2 separate regions of the Homo sapiens genome follow, and region 2 is linked to region 1. Evidence: read pairs that join two places in POLR2A ChIA-PET (ENCODE). Cell type or tissue: GM12878. All regions are shown on one strand. Links, peaks and the distances in the headings refer to the core of each region. The heading gives the core; the rest is flanking DNA. Region 1 has its middle 94 kb from the start of ZC3H12C. Region 2 has its middle 18 kb from the start of RDX.

Region 1 (5,388 bases), core at 117-5,116:
CAAAAAACTCTTGAGTCATAACTGTTTCTTTTAAAAAATTAATGTGATCCCATTATGTTTTTGGCATTTAATGTTTCTTTTGGCATTAAATTTCACAGAGAAGATGGCCAATTCCAGACTGTTTGTTTGTTTGTTTTCTCGTAGATAACCTGGAGAGCTGGATGTTGCTGGAGAATATCATTTGCTCATTCGGCAACTTGAATAGTGTAGAGAGGAAATTGGGGTTGCATGTGGGTCAGAAAAGAAGGGATGTTTGTCACTGAAGCTCTGTTTTCTCTCTTTGTAGAGATTATTGCACCAGAGGCCAGTATTTTTATATCCAGTTTTCTGTTCAGCTGACCTCTAATCCAAGTGCACAGAATGGGTACAGCTTCCTCTGGGATGTTTCCTGGGGCTTTTATCCACCAAATTGGGGAGTGTCCTGTCATTGTGGAGTGCTGTCCCTTTAATTTGGGAATACATTTGAATATATCAGAAGGAAATGGCCAGTTAGGTCAAATTTTGGATGAGAGAAAACTCCTGTGGCCGGCAGAGTTTCATTGGTGGCCCTGCTCCAATATACACTGCGGTTAGTGTCAATAGCAAAAGCACCTCCATGGGGAGTGGTCTTCATCTGTCTCATGGTCCTTCTTGCCTTCTCAGAGTGGGATTGAGGGTCCTGCCCCGCTTCCCCATTTTAGGAAAGTGCTCCCTCATGTCAGTATAACCCTAGGGCTGCTATTGAGAAACTGGGCAGGTGGCACACTGAGTTGCTGCAGAGTTTTCTGATGTACCCACAGGCTTGCTTCTTCTGCCCTGTCCCTGTAGCCTCTGACCTGTGGCTCTGTCTGGTCTACTGCTCACCCTCACCTCTTGCCCTCATTTCTCATTATTCAGGATTGCTGGTGATACTTATAAAGATTTGCTTAACTTCTTACTGCACTGCACCACTTCCAGAGTGGGAAAACCAGAGGGGGCTTTCAGTGAGAGCTTTTGATCTTGTTTCACCTTTGCTTTAATCTTCCCAGTTTATAAGATGTTGGCAACATCACTTACTCTCAGCACTGAAACTTTGTTCCAGTATTTTACTTTTATAATTTTGTCTGTTTCCGGGAGAAGGATTTGAAACAGACCTGTCACTTCCCTTGGAATTCAAGAGATTACAGAGAATTCTGCATAAATTGCAAATTTTGCATTTCATTTCCTTCTTAAGAATCAAAACACCCAAGTCACTTGATAAAACTTCTTTACCGATTTTTCTTCAGGTCACTCTCAGCATGTGGCTCAGCTCGTTCATTTTTCAGTTGATTCATATTAGCTTCCTTTGGATTTGTCCCCTGAATTTGAAGATGCTTCTTTTGTGAGGCCTATTGCCCAAAATGCTCTGACCACAACCACTCTGGAGGAGTGGGGTTCGTGCCTGAGGGAAAGAAAGGAGAGTAATTGCAGGGAGTAGAAGTGCTTGCATCCACCCTTATCCCTGGGCCACTGTCGGGTAGTGGCTGATAGACTGTAGAGACATCAATTATTTGGATTGGCCTCACTCCACGCTCTCAGTGATCCAGGCCACATCTCTTACTCTCTTACAGACACAATTTATTTTTGTAGATAATCTCTGGCAAAATGTTACTTTTTTGGCTTTGCTGTGCCCTTGAGAGTGCTATTGGGTATCTTTCTCCATCCATCAGGTAATTAATACCCAAAAAGGCAAACAAATCTTAAATATAGTTGGGAAGATAAATCTACTGCAAACAATAATGTTAGAATATAAAAGTGAATATACAGGATTTTTAGATTATCTTCCCTGTTGCCCATTATTGTTACCATAGATGATGAGTTGACTCTAACAGTGTGGACTGTATATCTGTAATTCCTCACCCTATTCCTTAAGTAAATCCCTTATTGAAATGATTTTATATACATTTCCGCTGCTTTCCACCTAACACCTTAGCTGTCTTTTCGAGTGTTATCTTTAAACCATTCCTACTAAATGAGATTTAGACTTTGAACATTATATATTTATATCATCTTTTTAAAGCTTTTTTATAGAAAAAGTATGCATTCTGATTTACTTTGTAAGGACTTCGAGTGATGTCCTTATTTAGAACATTTCCGTTTCTTTCTGACATTTACTAAGCTGTTAGAGAAAACTGATGAGCATAACTTGCTGTCTTCAAGTTACATCAGTTTTTTAGGGAGTTGAATGAGAATACATTAAACTTATTTTTAGAATGTTCCTTTTTATAAATGTATCATGTACGTCATACAGGCTTAGCAACCCCACTAATGTGGGAAGTGAGCATGTCAGATATTACTCCCTTTGCACGGTCAGGCTTAACCGAACTTAGAGAGGGCGATAGGGAACCACTGAAGAAAACTCCAAGTAATACAAGTAGTGGTATTTATAAACCTCTGAGTCAATAATGATTCAGCACTGAAGTACCCTGCTAAGGAGACTGTTTGGTTAAAGTGACATTGGTGTGAAATTAAAGCTGAGAACATTTGCAGTTCTTGTTTGACATTGTGGATATTTGGCACTGTGAGTAGGTAAAACATTTGGTATAAGGCCATTTTACTCTAGAATCATTTGTGTAACTCTTCACAAACTTGAAAAACAAACTTGCCTTCATAGATTCTTCCTCCCAGTTTTTAAAATATTAAAAACGGAAAAAAGACATCCTGCTTAAGTTCATTTAAAATTAAAATTAGATATCTAATTAGATTAAAAAACAGGATTAGCATTTTACAGGATTGGCATTTACTTTATGCCAGACTCATTACAATTACATGCTGTTGGTCTTACAATACCCATTTTACACATTATGAAGCTAAGGATTAGAGAGGTTAAAAGCCTTCTGAAAGTAACATAGCCACTGAATAATTTTCAGTCAAGATTCAAACTCAGGTCTTTGCTGTCAGACAGACCCAAATTCTCTACCCCAAGCTGCCTCCTGTGGCAAAAAGAAGGGAATTGCCATATTTAACTAGGCCACGTCAAATGAGCCAAACTTCCAAATTCAACTTGCGTTTCAAGTAAACTCCCTAAAATTTTAATTGCTAAATGATGGAGGTAACATTAGAAATGGTTTTAAAATTTTGGAGGATAAAAGCTTGATGTAAATGAAGGTGAAACATGTCTATCTTTGGCTTGATATTGGTAAAATTATAACCTCCAATTTTCATTCTTTTTTTCTTTAGAATTTTTGAAGACAGATTCAGGTCAAATTTGTCAGATTGGTGATGATTGCCAAATGTATATTTGAGAATCTTTCTTTCAGAATGACACTGGAATATGATGAGCTTCCTTAGTAGAATATGTGGGGGACCAAGTATTCAGGATTATTCCCTCAGTTGGCAATGTGAGGACAGACTGTACCAAGGATTTTGGAAGGCTTAGAAATACTCAGGCTCAGCAACAGTTTGCAAAGCAGTGTGTTCTTCCAACTGCCCCGGGGCGGGACTCTGCATAATGCAGCCCCCATCCCTCCAGAGAAAATCTGGCTCCTTGAATAACTGGACCATTTGTATTGCTGGCCAAGGTGAATTTGCGGAGAGAGAGAGAGAGGACTGCAGAAATATTGCATTGTGTCTTTTCAGCATGGAGAGTCCTGAGAGCTGCAGAAAGCAAATGTCAGAGAACAAAGCCACACATGTCTGGGTTCACAGAGTGATACATCATTTATCAATCTATATATTAATTTATTTGGGGGTCACAGGATGGCCAACTTTTTATTTTTCAGTTAAGAACATTAAAAAAACCCTACTATCTACTATCATTTCATGAAAGAAATGCTACTTTAAATCTAAAAAGAGGAAGGATATCATATCAGAATAAAGAACAAACTTTTAGATGGAATAGATGTAGCTTCATTAAAAACTCACTCTATTGCACTTATCTCTAATTTTTCTCAGCCTGCTGGAACTATGCCACGGATCAGCACTGCCTACAGACTGTTGTCTGACAATCCCTGAATGGGAAGCAATTTGAAACCAAACATGAGTTCTAGAACTTTAATCCACTCATCAGATCTGAGGGAAGTCTTGAAAAATATGTGCTTTCCAAAAAAGCAGCCTGGGCTTGGTGCAGTGGCTCACACCTATAATCCCTCCTATAATCCCTGAAAGGCTGAGGCAGGAGAATAGCTTGAGTCCAGGAGTTCAAGACCAGCCTGGGTAACACGGCAAGACCCTGTCTCTATGAAAATAAAAAAATTAGCCAGGTGTGGTGGCACATGCCCATAGGCCTAGCTACTCAGGAGGCTGAGGTGGGAGGATCACTTGAGCTGGGAGGTCAAGGCTGCAGTGAACCGTGATCATGACACTGCATTCCAGTCTGGGCCACAGAGCCAGACCCTGTCTCAAAAATTTTTAAAAATTAGAAAATTAAAAAGCAGCCTGGAACAGGGTCTGGTACATATTGTGTGCTCAAAAACATTGTTTAAACTGTAGAGAGACGAATGCCAAGTCCTAGGATTGAATCTAGGGAGTGGGCCCATTCAGGGGACAAAGAATTCCTCAAGGCCTCCCTTCACAGCTCCTCAGCCTCTTCGCCCCACTGGTGTAAAGCACTAGCGTGTGGGGGCTGCAGCCTGAGGATCAGAAACCTTCAGGAACCAGATGGTCTCCACTGGGGGTCCATGTTGGAAGGGCCAGTCTGGGCTGGGCTGCATCAGTGGTGCCTGCACATTCCCGCGGGGAGGTCCCCAGGTGTCCTCTGTGCCACTCTCTACCATGGTGGGCCTTGTGATTTTGTTGCTGGGCTCTCCGTGGGCCACAGAGGCATCAGGATGTGATGACGAAGAAGATCACCAACTTTTAAGACAGGCAGACCCGGTTGGAATCTTTATAATTAGACTTAATACCTAAAGGCGTCCTTCTCCTAAGAATAATACCTGAGTATCAAAACATAAACATGGCCAGCCATCCCAGAATAAGTAGAGGAGGAATAAATAAAAATACAAATGTTATATTATGGGCTGGGTGTGGTGGCTCATGCCTGTAATACTAGCATTTTGGGAGGCTGAGGAGGGGGGTGGATCACCTGAGGTCAGGAGTTCGAGACCAGCCTGGCCAACATGGCAAAATCCTGTCTCTACTAAAAATACAAAAATTAGCCGGCATGGTGGCGCACGCCTGTAATCCCAGCTACTCGGGAGGCTGAGGAAGGAAAATCGCTTGAACCTGGGAGGTGGAGGTTGAAGTGAACCGAGATTGCACCACTGCACTCCAGCCTGCATGACAGGAGCGAGACTCCATCTCAAAAAAAAAAAAAAAACCCACAAAAATTATCCAGGCATGGTGGTGTGCACCTGTAATCCTGTAATCCCAGCCACCTGGGAGGCTGAGGCAGGAGAATCACTTGAACCCGGGAGGCAGAGGTTGTAGTGAGCCGAGATCGCACCACTGCAC
Region 2 (5,388 bases), core at 172-5,171, 320 kb before region 1:
GAATTGGCAACGATAACACACAGAACAATGAAGGGCCATTATCTTAGAGTTCACAGAAGAACGGCTTGGCATCTAGCCAGATGAATAATCAGTCTATTTTAGTGTTTATCACACAAACCAATGGATTTTTCCAAGTAATAGTAAATTACGTGTGGGTCTTTTCCTTTTTTAAAAAAGGATTTCCTGACAATCTGTGTAGAAGTTATAATAATATCTTTGTATATTTTCATAAAATGGTACATTATGCACCTACGATAAACAATGGGTCTTTGGTATCAGCTTTTTGATTTGGGGGTGTTTGGGGAATTTTATTTTTGGTGGTTCTCTTTTGACTTTGTTAGTCTCTATCAAAGCTGACTTTACCTTAGTCCAAATCTCCTAAAATACATGCTTGTGAGGCTACACTATATTAAATAAGGAAAGACACATTTCCCATATGGCAGCCTGGTCTCCATTCATTCAAAGAAGAGAGAGGAGCAAAGGTAACCTGATACTCAAACATCATCTACAATGTATAACTCAAGGCTTATACATATATATCTTTGTAACCAAATATCTGTATTCATTAGCACATGGCAGCAATTGCTGCTTCATTAGCACATCTCCAATTTTAACTGCCTTGTCATATTATAACTAAAATCTAAATTGTTGGTTGTGAAGAGAAAATAGTCCTAAAACTCAAATCATTAAAGGTTTTATTAGTAAACTGTCCTAAAGAAGTCAAACATTTGTGTTTTAAATATTAATAGGGGCATTCTTAATTTTTAGTAACTGGAGACTTTATATATCCATTAATACATTTCCTAGAAAAATTAAAACATGACTTGATCTTGTCTGTATTTGGTGCAAATTTAAAAATTATATTAAAGTAATTGCTGAAATTTCAAATAATGATTAAAATGTTCAAAAATCCAATATCTATTAACAAAAAGTCTCAGCAAAATATGAATAGTAGGGAATGCCCTCAATCTGATAAAGGGCACTACTAGGGTTTGAATGTTTTTGTCTCAACCAAAATTCATGTTAAAACTCAATCCCAACACACCAGTATTTGAAGGAGTGGCTTTTGGGAGGTGATTGAGTTACGAGGACTCCATCCTCATCGATGGGATTGGTTGTCCTTATAAAAGGGCTTATCTGAGTTTACCCCTTTTTGCCCTTCCATCTTCTGTCATGTGAGGACACAGCATTCCTCCTGACCAGAGCATGCCAAGTTCACAGTGCCACCTTAGAAGAAGACAGGAGCCCTCACCAGGTGCCAGAACCTTGATCTTGTACTTCCCAGCCTCCAGGACTATAAGAAAATACATTTCTGGTCTGGCACAGTGGCTCATGCCTGTAATCCCAGCACTCTGGGAGGCCGAGGCGGATGGATCACCTGAAGTCAGGAGTTCAAGACCAGCCTGGCCAATATGGCAAAACCTGTCCCTACTAAAAATACAAAAACTAGCCTAGCATGGTGGCCCATGCTTGTAATCCCAGCTACTCAGGAGGCTGAGGCAGGACACTTGCTTGAACCTGGGAGGTAGAGGTTGCAGTGAGTCGACATCACACCACTGCACTCCAGCCTGGGTGACAGAGCAAGACTTCATCTCAAAAAAGAAAAAGAAAATACATTTCTGTTTTTTACATATTACCCAGTCTCAGGTATTTTGTTATAGTAGCACAAAATGAACTAAGGCACCTGTGAAAAACCTACAGCTAACTTCACATTTAATGGTAAAGACCTAATGCTTTTCCCTTGGCATTGGGAATGACCAAAGGATATCCACTCTTATAACCTCTATTTGAGATTGTACTGGATATCTTAGGTTGTACAGAAAAGTGAGAAAAAGAAATAAAAGACATACATATTGGAAAGGAAAAGTAAAACTGTCTTTATTTGCAGACAATATGATCACCTATAGAATATCCTATGGAATTGCTGAAAAAGCTACTACGACTAATAATTGAGTTTAGCAATGTTGTGGAATACAAGGTCAATATACAAAAATAAATTATATTCCTACAAACTGGTGATGAACAAACCAAACTTGATAATTTTAAAAGCAATACCATTTACAATAAAATAAAAATCGAAAATATTTAAGGATAAACTTTGAAAAAGACAACATTGCTGAGAAAAATTAAAGAAGACATAGTAACGGAGACATGCAGCATGTTGATGAATTAGCAGACTCAATAGTGTTAAAACATCAGTTCTTCCCAAATTGACCTTTACATTCAATAAAATTCCAATAGAAATTGTAGCATTCTTTTTTCTGTAGTAATTAAAAAGCTGATTCCAAAATTCATATAAAAATGGAAAGTACCTGGAATAGTCAAAACACATTTGAAAGAACAGTTGATAGACATATACTACCTGGTTTCAAAATTATTATATTCAAAATTATTATAAATCTACGGTATCAAAGGTATGGGGAATTGGCATAAATGAGACATTTCGAGTAACAGAATGGAAGACAGAGTCCAGAAAGAGACTCAACTGGTTTTCCGCAAATGTACCAGGTCAATTCAAAGGGGGAAAAATCTTTTCAATAAATGGTGCCAGAAAAATTAGTCATTATCCATCCCCCATGATTCTCAACACTTGATTCACATGATATGCAAAATATTAACGTGAAACTCATTACTGGCCGGGCACGGTGGCTCACGGCTGTAATCCCAACACTTTGGGAGGCAGAGGTGGGTGGATCACGAGGTCAGAAATTCTAGACCAGCTTGGCCAACATGCTGAAACCCCATCTCTCCTAAAATTACAAAAATTAGCCAGGCGTGGTGGCATGTGCTGTAATCCCAGCTACTCAGGAGGATGAGACAGGAGAGCCACTTGAACCTGGGAGGTAGAGGTTGCAGTGAGCCGAGATCGCACCATTGCACTCCAGTCTGGGTGACAGAGTGAGACTCTGTCTAAAAAAAAAAAAAAGGAAAGAAATGCATTACAGACCTCACTGTAGAAGTCAAAACTATTAGATCTAGAAGAAATACATAGAAGCAAAAAGGTTTATTTATTTTTTTTTATACAAGGTCTCACTCTGTTGTGCAGACTGGAGTGCAGTGGTGAGATCTGGGCTCACTGCAACTGCCACCTCCTGGACTGAAGTGATTCTCCCACATCAGCCTCCTGAGTAGTTGGGACTACAGGCAAGTGCCACTACTCTGAGCTAATTTTTGTATTTTTTGTAGAGACGAGATTTCTCCATGTTGCCCAGGCTGATCTCAAACTCCTGGGCTCAAGCCATCTGCCTGCCTTGGCTTTCCAAAATGCTGAGATTACAGGCATGAGGCACCATTGCCTGGTCTTAGAAGAAAATTCTATAGATGTTTAGTTTGTTAAAGAGTTCACAAAAAATCATGAAATAAAAGAGAAAACCAAATTTCACTTCATCAAAATTAAAAATATTTGCTTTTTAAAAGACATTACTATGAAAATGAAACAGCAAACCACAACTAGGAGAAAATCTTGACAAAACTTTTATCAGACAAAGACTTTATCTAGAAAATAAAAATATCTCTTCTAAATTAATAAGAAAGCAACTTTTTAATGGACACTTAAACACAGCAATTTGTTGAAATTGGGATTATATTGCATGTAATATTTTGAATCTTTATTTTATTTTTATTTTTTATTATATATTTATTTTCTGAGACGGAGTGTCACTCTGTCACCCAGGCTGGAGTGCAGTGGTATGATCTTGGCTCACTGCAACCTCTGCCTCCCAGGTTCAAGCGATTCTCCCACCTCAGCCTCCTTTTTTTGAGTTGGAGTTTCGCTCTCCAACTGTAGGCTGTAGTGCAATGGCGCAATCTTGGCTCACCGCAACCTCCACCTCCAGGGTTCAAGTGATTCTCCTGCCTCAGCCTCCCAAGTAGCTGGGATTACAGGCATGTGCCACCACGTCCAGCTAATTTTGTATTTTTAGTAGAAATGGGGCTTCTCCATGTTGGTCAGGCTGGTCTGGAACTCCCGACCTCAGGTGACCGGACCATCTTGGTCTCCCAAAGTGCTAGTATTACAGGGATGAGCCACCGCACCCGGCCCACCTCAGCCTCTTGAGTAGCTGGGACTAAGGCACATGCCACCACACCTGGCTAATTTTTGTATGTTTAATAGAGAGAGGGTTTCACTATGTTGGCCAGGCTATTCTCGAATTCCTGACCTCAAGTGGTCCAGCCGCCTTGGCCTCCCAAAGTGCTGAGATTACAGGTGTCAGCCACTGCACCCGGCTTGTATTTTGATTTTAATTTAACATTACATTATAAGCATTTTTACATATAGTGACATAATTTTTAATGCAATTTTTCTTTTGAATAAGAAACATTACATTGTTTATTACATACGTTGTTATATTATGTTATACATTGTATAATATAATTTATTTAACTTTTTTGGGGGAACACTTAGTACGTTCTCAAGTTTTCACTATTATATATAAGGCTGTGTTGAATATCTTTGTATGTTTGTGTTAAGCCATGTTCTTATTTTTTAGTTCAGATTATTAGAAACTGATAAATGACCAAAGAATATAAATATATTTAAGACTTCTGATACATAACGCCAAATTGATTTTTAGGAATTTTGCACCAATTTACACTCCTATTGAAAGTATATAAAAGTATATAAGATAGCCTGTCTTACCATATTCTTCAAAGCATTGAATGTCATGGGGCTCTTACATTTTAACACCATTTTTCCTCTCCATTTAAAGAAACAAGGAAATTCTTTGAAGGAAATTGTTATTTTGACATCCTATTTAAAATATATGACTCAGCTTTATGGAAAAGTAAAAACCAGAGCATTACTTTTATGAGATGAGCAGTGTCATATTTATTAACATTGCATTAAACTGCAAGTCATACATTTCTTACTCTAAAAAGCATGTTAATAATTTTATTTTTCTTTTGCTAATATACAAAATCTCTGCCATAAATAGTCTCTGACTCTAATACACAAGCAAGTAAACATTTTGTAAGACTTTTAAGGCATAGCTTGTGAAATGATGAGTTCACTTTTCTTTTTAGCTTAATGTTTTATTATAGGTTTTTGGTAGAAATTGTCACCTGGTGAAAAACGGTGATTACTTAGCAATCTGGTTTGCTAATGCCATCTTGAATTGCAGTTTCCATAATCCCCACATGTTGTGAAGAGACCCCATGGGAAGTAACTGAATCATGAAGATGGTTACCCCCATACTGCTGTTCTCATGATAATGAGTGAGTTCTCACAAGATCTGATGGTTTTATAAGGGACTTTCCCCCCTTTTGCTTGGCTCTTCTCCTTTCTGCCATCATCTGAAGAAAGATGTTTGTGCTTCCCCTTCTGCCATGATTGTAAGTTTCCTGAGGCCTCCCCAGCCATGCGGAGCTGTGAGTCAATTAAACCTCTTT

What was found. ChIA-PET counts read pairs that join two places held together with the same protein. Peaks named below come from ENCODE experiments on the same cell type or tissue, not always from the same donor. Only the 100,000 strongest peaks of a DNase experiment are listed, where the experiment ranks them.
Region 2: POLR2A ChIA-PET joins it to region 1 with 5 read pairs; 3 of 35 experiments call an interaction of 5 or more read pairs at or near these places.

Annotation. Positions count from the first base shown.
Region 1 is chr11:109,997,157-110,002,544 of GRCh38, reverse strand. No RefSeq gene overlaps it. Among named protein-coding and RNA genes, the nearest start is that of ZC3H12C, 94 kb to the left of the region's middle. In GM12878, for the core only: no CTCF peak of the experiment used is centred there; a DNase peak (open chromatin) is centred at 2,364; H3K27ac peaks cover 1,622 bases.
Region 2 is chr11:110,312,278-110,317,665 of GRCh38, reverse strand. No RefSeq gene overlaps it. Among named protein-coding and RNA genes, the nearest start is that of RDX, 18 kb to the right of the region's middle. In GM12878, for the core only: no CTCF peak of the experiment used is centred there; no DNase peak of the experiment used is centred there.